2 separate regions of the Homo sapiens genome follow, and region 2 is linked to region 1. A link is an interaction called in ENCODE POLR2A ChIA-PET data of the cell type or tissue named here. Cell type or tissue: Caco-2. All regions are shown on one strand. Each heading gives the region's core, and the rest is flanking DNA. Links, peaks and the distances in the headings are about the cores only. Region 1 overlaps CALCOCO1 (calcium binding and coiled-coil domain 1). Region 2 overlaps ATF7-NPFF (ATF7-NPFF readthrough).

The links. Peaks named below come from ENCODE experiments on the same cell type or tissue, not always from the same donor. Only the 100,000 strongest peaks of a DNase experiment are listed, where the experiment ranks them.
Region 2: POLR2A ChIA-PET joins it to region 1 with 6 read pairs; 3 of 35 experiments call an interaction of 5 or more read pairs at or near these places.

What each region holds. Positions count from the first base shown.
Region 1 is chr12:53,716,867-53,722,243 of GRCh38, forward strand. It overlaps CALCOCO1 (calcium binding and coiled-coil domain 1), which reads right to left. Exons shown (of 15, transcript NM_020898.3): 5 at 5,159-5,317; 6 at 4,601-4,749; 7 at 2,873-2,963. Among named protein-coding and RNA genes, the nearest start is that of CALCOCO1, 7.9 kb to the right of the region's middle. In Caco-2, for the core only: no CTCF peak of the experiment used is centred there; a DNase peak (open chromatin) is centred at 2,967.
Region 2 is chr12:53,527,845-53,533,221 of GRCh38, forward strand. ATF7-NPFF (ATF7-NPFF readthrough) reads right to left here. Exons shown (of 15, transcript NR_159377.1): 7 at 5,316-5,377; 8 at 4,666-4,779; 9 at 3,900-4,052. It overlaps ATF7 (activating transcription factor 7), which reads right to left. Exons shown (of 12, transcript NM_006856.3): 7 at 5,316-5,377; 8 at 4,666-4,779; 9 at 3,900-4,052. Among named protein-coding and RNA genes, the nearest start is that of ATF7-AS1, 17 kb to the left of the region's middle. In Caco-2, for the core only: no CTCF peak of the experiment used is centred there; no DNase peak of the experiment used is centred there.

The sequences.
Region 1 (5,377 bases), core at 262-5,261:
AGCGGCCCACAGAAAAACCTATTGCTTCTCCATCCTGGTCACAGCCATTTTCCCTTCTCTATTACCACCACAACCACGTTATCTCAGACTCTGGTCATTTCTTGCTTGGACTACTGAATAACTTCATAAATAGTTCATTCTCCACAAGGGAATCAGATTATTCTTCTTTAGGTACAGTTCTGATTCTTTAAATACAGTTATTTTCTTTTTTAGAGATAGGGTCTGGCTCTGTCGCCAAGACTGGAGTGAAGTAGCATGGTCACAGCTCACTGCAGCCTCCAACTCCTGGGCTTAAGCAATTGTCTCAACTCAGCCTCCCCAGTAGCTGGGATTATAGGTGTGTGCCACCACGCCTGCCTAATTTTTGTATTTTTTTGTAGAGATGAGACAGGGTCTCACTATGTTGCCCAGGCTTGTCTTGAACTCCTGAGCTCGAGGGATCCTCCTGCCTTCACCTCCCAAAATGTTGGGATTACAGGCGTGGGCCACTACACCTGGCCATAAGTACAGTACACGTCACCCCTGCTTGAAAAATCATCAAAGCCTTTCACGCTTGTGGAATAAAAATGAAGCTCAAGATCCACCACAGTCTAACCTAGGCCTTATCTCAAACACTTCACCCGCACATTCAACTGCCCTGAGTGTTCTGGCCTTTAAGCCTTTGCTCACGTCTTTCTCTGTTCCTAGAATAGCCTCACACTCATCTCTGTCTACTCATATTCTACCTATTCTCACTGCTGAGCAAAGGGTTTTTTAACAATCTTCCACATAAACCCAGGGTACTGAAGAAGGGATTTAGGAGTTCTGCAGATACTTGATTTGAATGTCTTCTAAATTATTAACAATTATGTTAAAAAAAGAAAAACAACACAAGGCCAGGTGCAGTGGCTCATGCCTGCAATCTCGGCATGATTTGGGAGGCCGAGGTGGGCGGATCACCTGAGGTCAGAAGTTCCAGACCAGCCTGGCCAACATGGTGAAACCCCATCTCTACTAAAAATACAAAAAATTAGCTGGGCGTGGTGGCGGGTGCCTGTAATCCCAGCTACTCAGGAGGCTGAGACAGAAGAATCTCTTGAACCCGGAAGGCAGAAGTTGCAGTGAGCCGAGATCGCGCCACTGCACTCCAGCCTGGGCAACAAGATGAAACTCCGTCTCAAAACAAACAAACAAAACAAATAAAACCCATAAAATCACAAGTTAACACACTGGAGATCACCAATTGACATATGTTTCCAGGTTAATTCATTTTTTTGCAAAGCTCAGAATAGTTTCTACTGTATTTTCTATTGAATTGAAGAGTAAACTGAGTTGCAAGGTGGACAGTTTAAAAATTGTTATTTGCACCTACTTGTGTGTGACTCAAGGTGTTCTTGATATTGTACAACCAAAATAAAATACGGAAATACATTAGTTGCTGAGGCTGGCAGAACAGTCTTCGATAGCCTCTCATTTCAAAGTTTGGTATGCCTCAAAATTACCTAAGTGCTTTCATTACCTTTTAAGTAAAGGTTATACATTCAAATTTATAAAAATAAATTTATAGTAATAAAACATTGTTTTTGTTTATTCAGTGAGATTCCACACAAGATTAAAAACTTTATTGGTGGGAGGAGAGGAAAGGGTTCTGCTAAAAAGGTTTGAAAGTACTAGGCCCCACACCCCACCCCTTTTTTTTCTGAGACAGAATCTTGCTCTGTCACCCAGGCTGAAGTTCAGGGGTGCGATCACAGCACACTGCAGCCTTGACCTCCTGGGCTCAAGCAATCCTTCCACCTCAGCTTCCTGAGTAGCTGGGACTACAGGTGCATGCCACCATGCCTGGCTAATTTTTAAAATTTTTTGTAGAGATGGGGTCTCACTACGTTGCCCAGGCTGGTTTTGAACCCCTGGGCTTGAACAATCCTCTCGCCTTGGCCTCCCAAAGTGTTATGATCACAGGTGTGAGCTACCACGCCCAGCCATGGCCCTCCCTTTTTTTTTTTTTTTTTTTTTTTTTGGCACAGAGTCTCACTCTGTTGCCCAGGCTGGAGAGCCGTAGTGTGATCTAGGCTCACTGCAATTTCTGCCTCCCGGGTTCAAGTGATTCTCCTGCCTCAGCCTCCTGAGTAGCTGGGATTACAGGCACCTGACACCACACCTGGCTAATTTTTGTATTTTTAGTAGAGATGGGGTTTCACCATGTTGGCCAGGCTGGTCTTGAACTGACCTCAGGGGATCCGCCTGCCTCTGCCTCCCAAAGTGCTGGGATTACAGGCATGAGCCACTGTGCCTGGCCTCCACACCCATTTTAAAAAGACTTTTCTAATGTCTCTAACAAGATGTGTACTCATACACCTCCCTGGAGCTCCACAATACTTTATTAGATTTCTCTTGAGGCCAGGCGCAGTGGCTCACACCTGTAATCCCAGCAATTTGGGAAGCTGAGGTGGGTGGATCACTTGAGGTCAAGAGTTCGAGACCAGCCTGCCCAACATGGTGAAACCCTGTCTCTACTAAAAATACAAAAGTTAGCTGGGCATGGTGGCACATGGCTGTAATCCCCGCTGCTCAGGTAACTGAGACGTGAGAGTTGCTTGAACCCAGGAGGCAGAGGTTGCACTGAGCTAAGATCGTACCACTGCACTTCAGCACAGGAGACAAAGTAAGACTCTGTCTCCAAAAAACAAACAAAAAAAATTTCTCTTGTGACACTCTTATATTCCACTTTTCCACTCTGACTAATCCTGATTTAGGTATATGTCTTATGTTCCCTAGTAGAGTGCACACAATGTCTTCTTTACATTTTTATTCCCTTTGGTGTCTGGCTCTCGAGAGGGAATCAAACACTGGCTGGACAATGGAGAAAGCAAATCAACTCTGAGCCCCTTACCTCACTTTGCTCCTTGTCTGCTTGTACTTCTTTCAGTTGCCCAAGGAGCTTCTCTTGTTCCCGAGTCAGGGCCTTCACTGTGTCTCTAAGCCTGTGATTGGTGGGATGACATGTCAGACAATCTGCTCCACCCAGAGAAGGAATGGACTCAGGCCTCTGTCTTGTGCTCTGCTGCTGCTGCTCTAGGCCCAGAGCTCCATTTCACTCTGGGATGCATAAATCCCCAAGCCAGCTGATCCAGTTCTAAGCCCCAGGAAACCAAGATTCCAGGTTCTAGAGAACAATTTAGACAGAAATAGTTTTTCTTATCTTTTTGTGTAATATTTTAAGGAATGTTTTGCTGATGGCTCCCATTGTTTTCACTCAATCAAGAGACTAGAATCTAGTCTTTTTGAGACAAGGGCAGTCATTATTGATTATAAACTTTTGATCTAGACCAGAAGTTGGCAGACTCTTTCTGTAAAGGGCCTGATAGTAAAGATTTTATGCTTTGCAGTCCATGTGGTCTCTGTGGCAACTACTCAACTCTGCCATTGTAGTGCAGGACCATCCATTGACAGTATGTAAACGAATGAGCATGATGTTTCAATAAAACTTGAACACAGATTTGAAGTTCATACAACTTTCACATGTCACAAAATATTCTTCTTTTAATTTGTTCTTAACCATTAAAAGATGTAAAAACTATTCTTACCTGTGGGATATACAACAGGTGGCAGGCTAGATTTGGCTTGTGGGCCATAGTTGTTGACCTCTGGTCTAGATAGCCCCTAATCTTTTCCAGATGCTCAATCTGACCACTGCTTTTCTAACCTATGACTTAGAATGTAGACATCTAATATCTCCCTAGGGTGAGACTAACATATCCTGAAGAAGCCTCTCAGACGAACTCACTTATTACTTTGGGCCTTGGATAGAATGCCTCTTTCTTTTAAACAGTTTTTTAAAATATCACACCTACCAGTAGTAAATGAAACATAATTTTGTCATTTAATGAAATAAGGAACTAGAGTGTTTAAACTGGTGAAAATTTGAAGGATGGACATGGGAGGTGGTGGTTAATATTTATGCTACTTGGTAGAGAAAACAATTTTCTGGAAGAAGAAAGAAATTTATTCTGTGTGGCTCCAGAGGTCTCAGGACCCCCTGGTAAGTTATAGGAGAGGAGAGTTTGGCTCAATACAAGAGATACAAAAATGACAGCTGTCAAATGTTAAAGAGGCTGCCTCCTGAGGGTGACCTCTTACATACCCTCATACATATCTTACAATCCCAGTGCTAAGAGTTTATGATTTGCATCTTTTTTTTCCAGGGCAGAGATTCCATAACATTCCTGGATCACCAGTTATAATGTTTCTTAATAGTAAGAACACAGTCTAATCTTATCTTTCCTGTGGCCACATCTGAAATCCATCCTCTCTTATCTTGCACTGACTTCCATCCATTCTCTTCTTCCAAATCCTCCACTCCTAGCTCTTGCTCAGCTTTTGCTGTACAATAAGTGGTAACTATGATTATTTCTGAAGTGGAGGAATACAGAATAGCATTTGGAAAGATGGTAGAGAGCTCGGCAGAAAAGGGTATCCCCAGTAACTAGCTTGAGTGAGGGTGAGAGGGAAAGAGAAAGCGTGTGAGGCAGACAGCAGGTCTGCTTGCCTGAGAGAGGGGGCTGGAGTGCGGGGGTCATGGAAGGGAGAGGAAGTGACGGGGTCAGTGGACTCCCCTCACCTGTCCAGCTCCACTTCCTTCGTCAGCACTTTCTCACTGATGGTCTGGATGTCATCCTCTAGCTCCAGGATGCGTGCCACATGGTCTCCCTGTTGCCGGCTCAGGATGTCCCTCTCTTCTGTGATCTCCCCATGGGACCGGGAAATCCCCTGAAATTAAGTTTCCCCCAGAAGAAAAGGGAGGTTGGGACTCATCTCTCAAGTGGTGGAACAAAGGCTTAGGAAGAGCACACCAGGGTCTGACTGCTTCCACCTGGCTATCACATTGCCTTCCTTGAAAAAGAAACTGTAAGGGAACATTCCCTTACCTATCAACGTGGCCACCTCCACCTTACCCCAGCATTCCTATGTTCAAAGAACTGAGTCTCATTACACGTTTGGAACATGTCTCTTGTCACATCAAGTTTAATCCCAGCCACTACCCCTTAAACCTATTTCCTTGATGCCAGAACCATTGTAAAAGCCCACTAACATCTCTCCTTCACCCTCTTCACTGGGTTCAGATTTTGGATGCTGGGTGAGCAGCCAGGCCCTGTCCCCTACCTGGCCCAGCTCCCACCTTGTACTGTTCCATCAGCTCCGTGTGCTCCTGCCTGGCAGTTGCCAGAGCCCTCTCGAGCTCCTGCACTCGGCTCCTCAGCTCTGTCACCTGTCCCTCCAGCTGTAGCTTCAGCTGCATCAGGTCATTCCGTTCTTGCTGGCTCTCATCGAGCTGGTTCTACAGGCAGCAGAAGGAGAAGGGGAGTGTGCTGGTGGAGTACCCCTTCTAAGGTCCCAT
Region 2 (5,377 bases), core at 217-5,216, 190 kb before region 1:
AAATGATTTTTTTTTGAGATGGAGTCTTGCTGTGTCACCCAGGCTGGAGTGCAGTGGTGCAATCTTGGCTCACTGTAACCTCCACCTCCCAGGTTCAAGCAATTCTCCTGCCTCAGTCTCCTGAGTAGCTGGGACTACAGGCGCCTGCCACCATGCCTGGCTAATTTTTTATATTTTTAGTAGAGACAGGGTTTCACCGTGTTAGCCAGGATGGTCTTGATCTCCTAACCTTGGGATCCACCCGCCTCAGCCTCCCAAAGTGCTGGGATTACAGATGTGAGCCACCCTGCCCGGCCAAGAAATAATTTTTTAAAATTCAGACTAATATTATCTCTCCCAAAATAAAAAAATGGAGAAGAAATTTCCAACTCAATTTAATGAACTAGAGGCCTTGGTTCACTGTTTCTCATTGTATAAGAAATTTACAGTAATTCTCCTGAGAATTTCGGCTTCCTCTTTATCTTTAGCTGACTGGAGCACATGTAAAGATTAGTCCTTTATGGCCAGGTGCAGTAGTTCATGCCTGTAATCCCAGCACTTTGGGAGGCCAAGGCGGGTGGATTGCCGGACCTCAGGAGTTTGAGACCAGCCTGGGCAACACGGTGAAACCCCGTCTCTACTAAAATACAAAAAATTGGCTGGGTGTGGTGGCTCACGCCTGTAATCCCAGCACTTTGGGAGGCTGAGGCGAGTGGATCACCTGAGGTCAGGAGTTCGAGACCAGCCTGGCCAACATGGTGAAACCCCGTCTCTACTGAAAATACAAAAATTAGCTGGGCATGATAGTGGTTGCCTGTAATCCCAGCTACTCAGGAGGCTGAGGCAGGAAAATCGCTTGAACCAGGGAGGCGGAGGTTGCAGTGAGCCGAGATCGTGCCACTGCACTCTAGCCTGGGTGACAGAGCGAGACTCCATCTTAAAAAAAAAAGAAAAGAAAAGAAAACAAAAGAAAAGAAAAAATTAGTTCTTTAGGAGAATAGGGGAAAGGAAAGGTTCCTATTCTGTCATAGGCATTTCAGTAAGTCATGCAGGGAATGGAGGTGAAAGACTAGGCCAAGAGAAACGGGAAGAACGACAAGGAAAGGAATCAGTGTTGATTAAAAAGGAAGCTGGGGCTGGGCATGGTGGCTAGGGCCTATAATCGCAGCACTTTGGGAGGCTGAGGCGGGAGGACTGCTTGAGTCCAGGAGTATGAGACTAGCCTGGGCAACATGGCGAGTCTCCATCTCTTTTAAAATTATATATATATAAAAAGAGGAAGCTGGACATGCTTTACCATGTTCAGGACTGGCTTCAGGTACAGTAACTCATGACCAGCCTGGGCAACATAGTGAGACCCTGTCTCTAATATTATTTATTTAGTTATTTATTTAAGACGGAGTTTCACTCTTGTTGCCCAGGCTGGAGTGCAATGGTGCGATCTCGGCTCACCGCAACCTCCGCCTCCCGGGTTCAAGCGATTCTCATGCCTCGGCCTCCTGAGTAGCTGGGATTACAGGCGTGCGCCACCACGCCTGGCTAATTTTTGTATTTTTTTTAGTAGAGATGGGGTTTCACCATGTTGGTCAGTCTGGTCTCGAACTCCTGACCTTGTGATCCGCCCACCTCGGCCTCCCAAAGTGCTGGGATTACAGGCGTGAGCCACCACGCCTGGCTAATTTTTTTTGTATTTTTAGTAGAGACGGGTTTCACCATATTGGTCAGGCTGGTCTCGAACTCTTGACCTGCCTTGGCCTCCCAAAGTGCTGGGACTACAGCTGTGAGCTACCGCACCCGGCCCTCTACTATTATTTATAATATATATATATATACACACACACATATATATATACACACATATATATAAATACATATATATATACACATACACACACACACACACACACACACATATATATATGTTTTTTTTTTTTTGAGATGGAGTCTCGCTCTGTAGCCCAGGCTGGAGTGCAGTGGCACGATCTCGGCTCACTGCAGCCTCCACCTCCCAGGCTCAAGCAATTCTTCTGCCTCGGCCTCTTGAATAGCTGGGATTACAGGCGTGCGCCACCACGCCTGGCTAATCTTTGTATTTTTTTTAGTAGAGATGGGGTTTCACCATGTTGGTCAGTCTGGTCTCGAACTCCTGACCTTGTGATCCGCCCACCTCGGCCTCCCAAAGTGCTGGGATTACAGGTGTGAGCCACTGAACCTGGCCTATTTATAATACAAATTTTAAAAATAAACAAATAAAACTAAAAAGGAAGCTATGTCATTTCCCCAAGAGAGAAGGCAGCACAACTCAGGCAAGGCGGCTACTGCTTTGCCATCTTCAGGACTGGCTTCAGTGGGGTTACAGGAGGGTAGGCAGCCTTAGCTTCCAACAGGAAAACTCAAATGAAAGCTTTTGTTGTTGGCCAAGCTTTACCGTAGCATATGGCCATGAAATGTTTGGACATGTGGCAATAACTGATGAAGCAGGTGGTGACATCAGGAAAAGAGGGGCCAGGCAAAGGGTATAATTCTAGAAACTAATCTCAGGTGCTGTCACCTGTTCAGTGCAGATGATATGAAAACTGAGGACTATACAGTTTCCAAAGAATCTTGTTAAAACTGAGATCTCCTTGAGAAGAGAAATGGGTAACTAAATGGGACCCCTCTGCCTTTTTTAGGATTTTAGTTTCTTTGTGATAAAAAGGGATTTAATTGGTAATGAGGTGTTTTTTGGTGTCTTATTTTTTTATATTTTTTTATTTTTATTTATTTATTTATTTTTGTTGTTGTTGTTAGTTTGTTTCTTTTGAGACAAAGTCTCACTCTATCACCCAGGCTGGAGTGCAGTGGTGTGATCTCAGCTCACTGCAACCTCCACCTCCTAGGTTCAAGCGATTCTCCTGCCTCAGCCTCCTGAGTAGCTGGGATTACAGGCGCACATCACCATGCCCCGCTAATTTTTTGTATTTTTAGTAGAGACAGGGTTTTGCCATGTTGGCCAGGCTGGTCTTGATCTCCTGACCTCAGAAGATCCGCCTGCCTCGGCCTCCCAAAGTGCTGGGATTACAGGCGTGAGCCACCTCACCCAGCCTATTTTTTGAGGTATCTTAACACTGTAACATCACATTTCATTAATATATTGTTATGGTTTTTGTTGTAAAATCTTATCAGGTAAGTTATTACTTTTATTTAAGACTTAATAGATAGGAAAGAGACTAGGGGAGCCTCTTTTGTTTACTGTGTGGCTTGAAGTAAGGCTCTGTCATATTTTAGAGGATTCTACAGATACACTAAGCCATGACTCATATATGGAAAAAATGGGGCTGGGCATGGTGGCTCACGCCTGGAATCCCAGCATTCTGGGAGGCCGAGATGGGTGGATCACCTCAGGTCAGGAGTTGGAGACCAGCCTGGCCAACATGGTGAGACCCCGCCTCTACTAAAAATACAAAAAATTAGCTGGCCATGGTGGTGGGTGCCTGTAATCCCAGCTACTCGGGAGGCTGAGGCAGAAGAATCGCTTGAACCCGGGGGGCAGAGGTTGCAGTGAGCTGAGACTGCACCACTGCACTCCAGCCCAGGCAACAAGAGCGAAACTCCATCTCAAAAAAAAAAAAAAAAAGCGAGGCCGCTGCTGCAACAGTTCTGCATTACTCAGTCTGTTTGCATGAAAGTCTAACACAAGGGTGAATAAAGAATGGTGTGTTTTTGTTATTACATGATGGTCTCAGCTAAAATAAAAATGAATAAATAATAAAAAGAATGGTACGTTTTGCTATAGTCAAACTGCCATCAAGAACCAAAGTAAGCAGGAAGAAACCCAGAAAGCTGAAGTCCATTCTTCTCTAATTTTCTGCTCCTTGAACAATAGATATGACATAAAGATACGTCATAAAGATATGACATAAAGAGTAAGAGCCACTGACCTGTGGCTGGGCAGGGGATGGGGCATCAGGGTGCTGGATGAGAATCTGGCTCTGCTCTGGGCGGGCTGTCACCATGGTGCTGGCAGTACCCACCACCATTCCACAACCACCATTGATTGAGGAGACTTGGTGAGTTAGGGTGGCTTTCAGTCTCTGTGGGCAAAGATAAGAAAAAATGCTTGTTAAGGATCAGATTCTATCAAGGATGAGAAGAGTGGCCTTAGATTTTATTATTGACCTTATAGATAGCTAAAATTTCCACTCTAGTTCTCCCTTAACAGAGGAATTAAGAGAAAATGACAGGCAGAGAAAATGTGCACCTGGATCCCTAAAATGCCTACTCTGTTCCCTGGCTATCATCCTGGGCACAGTTGGGGGCTGGGGGTTGTTAAAGCAATAGTGTCCAGATGAAAGCTCTCTCCTGGAGCCTGGCCAAATGCTGGTTACGCAGCTATTCACCTCTTGGCCAGCTCCCCTGCCCACTCGCCCACCCTCCATCTGTCACCCTAAAACGGCAAGTGTTCCATTCCAAACAATCTGTGCTGCCTCTTTTCACTGCCATGGTCTATGTACCAGGCTCTAAAGGTGGGGAGAGGAGATGGGAGCTATGAATTGGAGTCTTTTCTTTTCCAGACCCCACAGCAGGGAGTCCTTAGCTTTGCAAGCCCCAGAAGGTTCCTTTGCTTGGCTCACTTGAAAGACCTAGGCTGGTATCACCCACTTCTTTCAGAAAGGCCAACATTGCCCCAGACTGGGATGTACTCACCATCTTGGCTTCTGATGGTATAGGGTGGCCAGAGGGAGAAATGGAGCCACTACTGTTAACTGGTGGGCCAGGGATACCAGGAATGTTGGGCACCATGGACACAGGTCTGGCCAGCTGGATCGAGAGAAGGAAAAAAAAAAAAAGAGAAGGGAACATAATACCATCGGTGGGGCAACAGTTTCCCTAAAATGAAGCGCTTTTGAGATTGGCACATCAGGGCCTGTTGTGTGCAATGTGCCCATAGGGCGTGCAGGGACAGCCTGGGAAATACCTTTCTCCATGGAGCACCAGAGTAGGGAATTTAATCCTTCAGTGTTGGGGCAATTTCTGTGGGAAGGGTTGGGGCTGTTATCTTGAGGAAATTGTTGGGCAATTTGGGAGGTGCTACGTGCCAAGTGAAAGCAACTAATCAGTGGGCTGGCAAGATCAATTCCTAGACCAGGAGCCAATTGTCCAGATGAGTCTTTATCTAGTGTTCCATAGTGCTGGATTGGCAGAGGTTAGTGAAGAGTTTAGGCAGGCTGCCATGCTCAGCTAATATAGATCAGAGCCCACATTTCCCTGGGGCTCATGTGTATTTTATGACCATTCAGGTGGAAGGGAAGGATTACCATGTTGGTAGGGTTGGCTGCCCCAACTACAGAGCTCACCGATATAACAGACGGCATCTGTACTGGAGGCCCTGGCAACACAGGCATGGTCTGTCCATTAG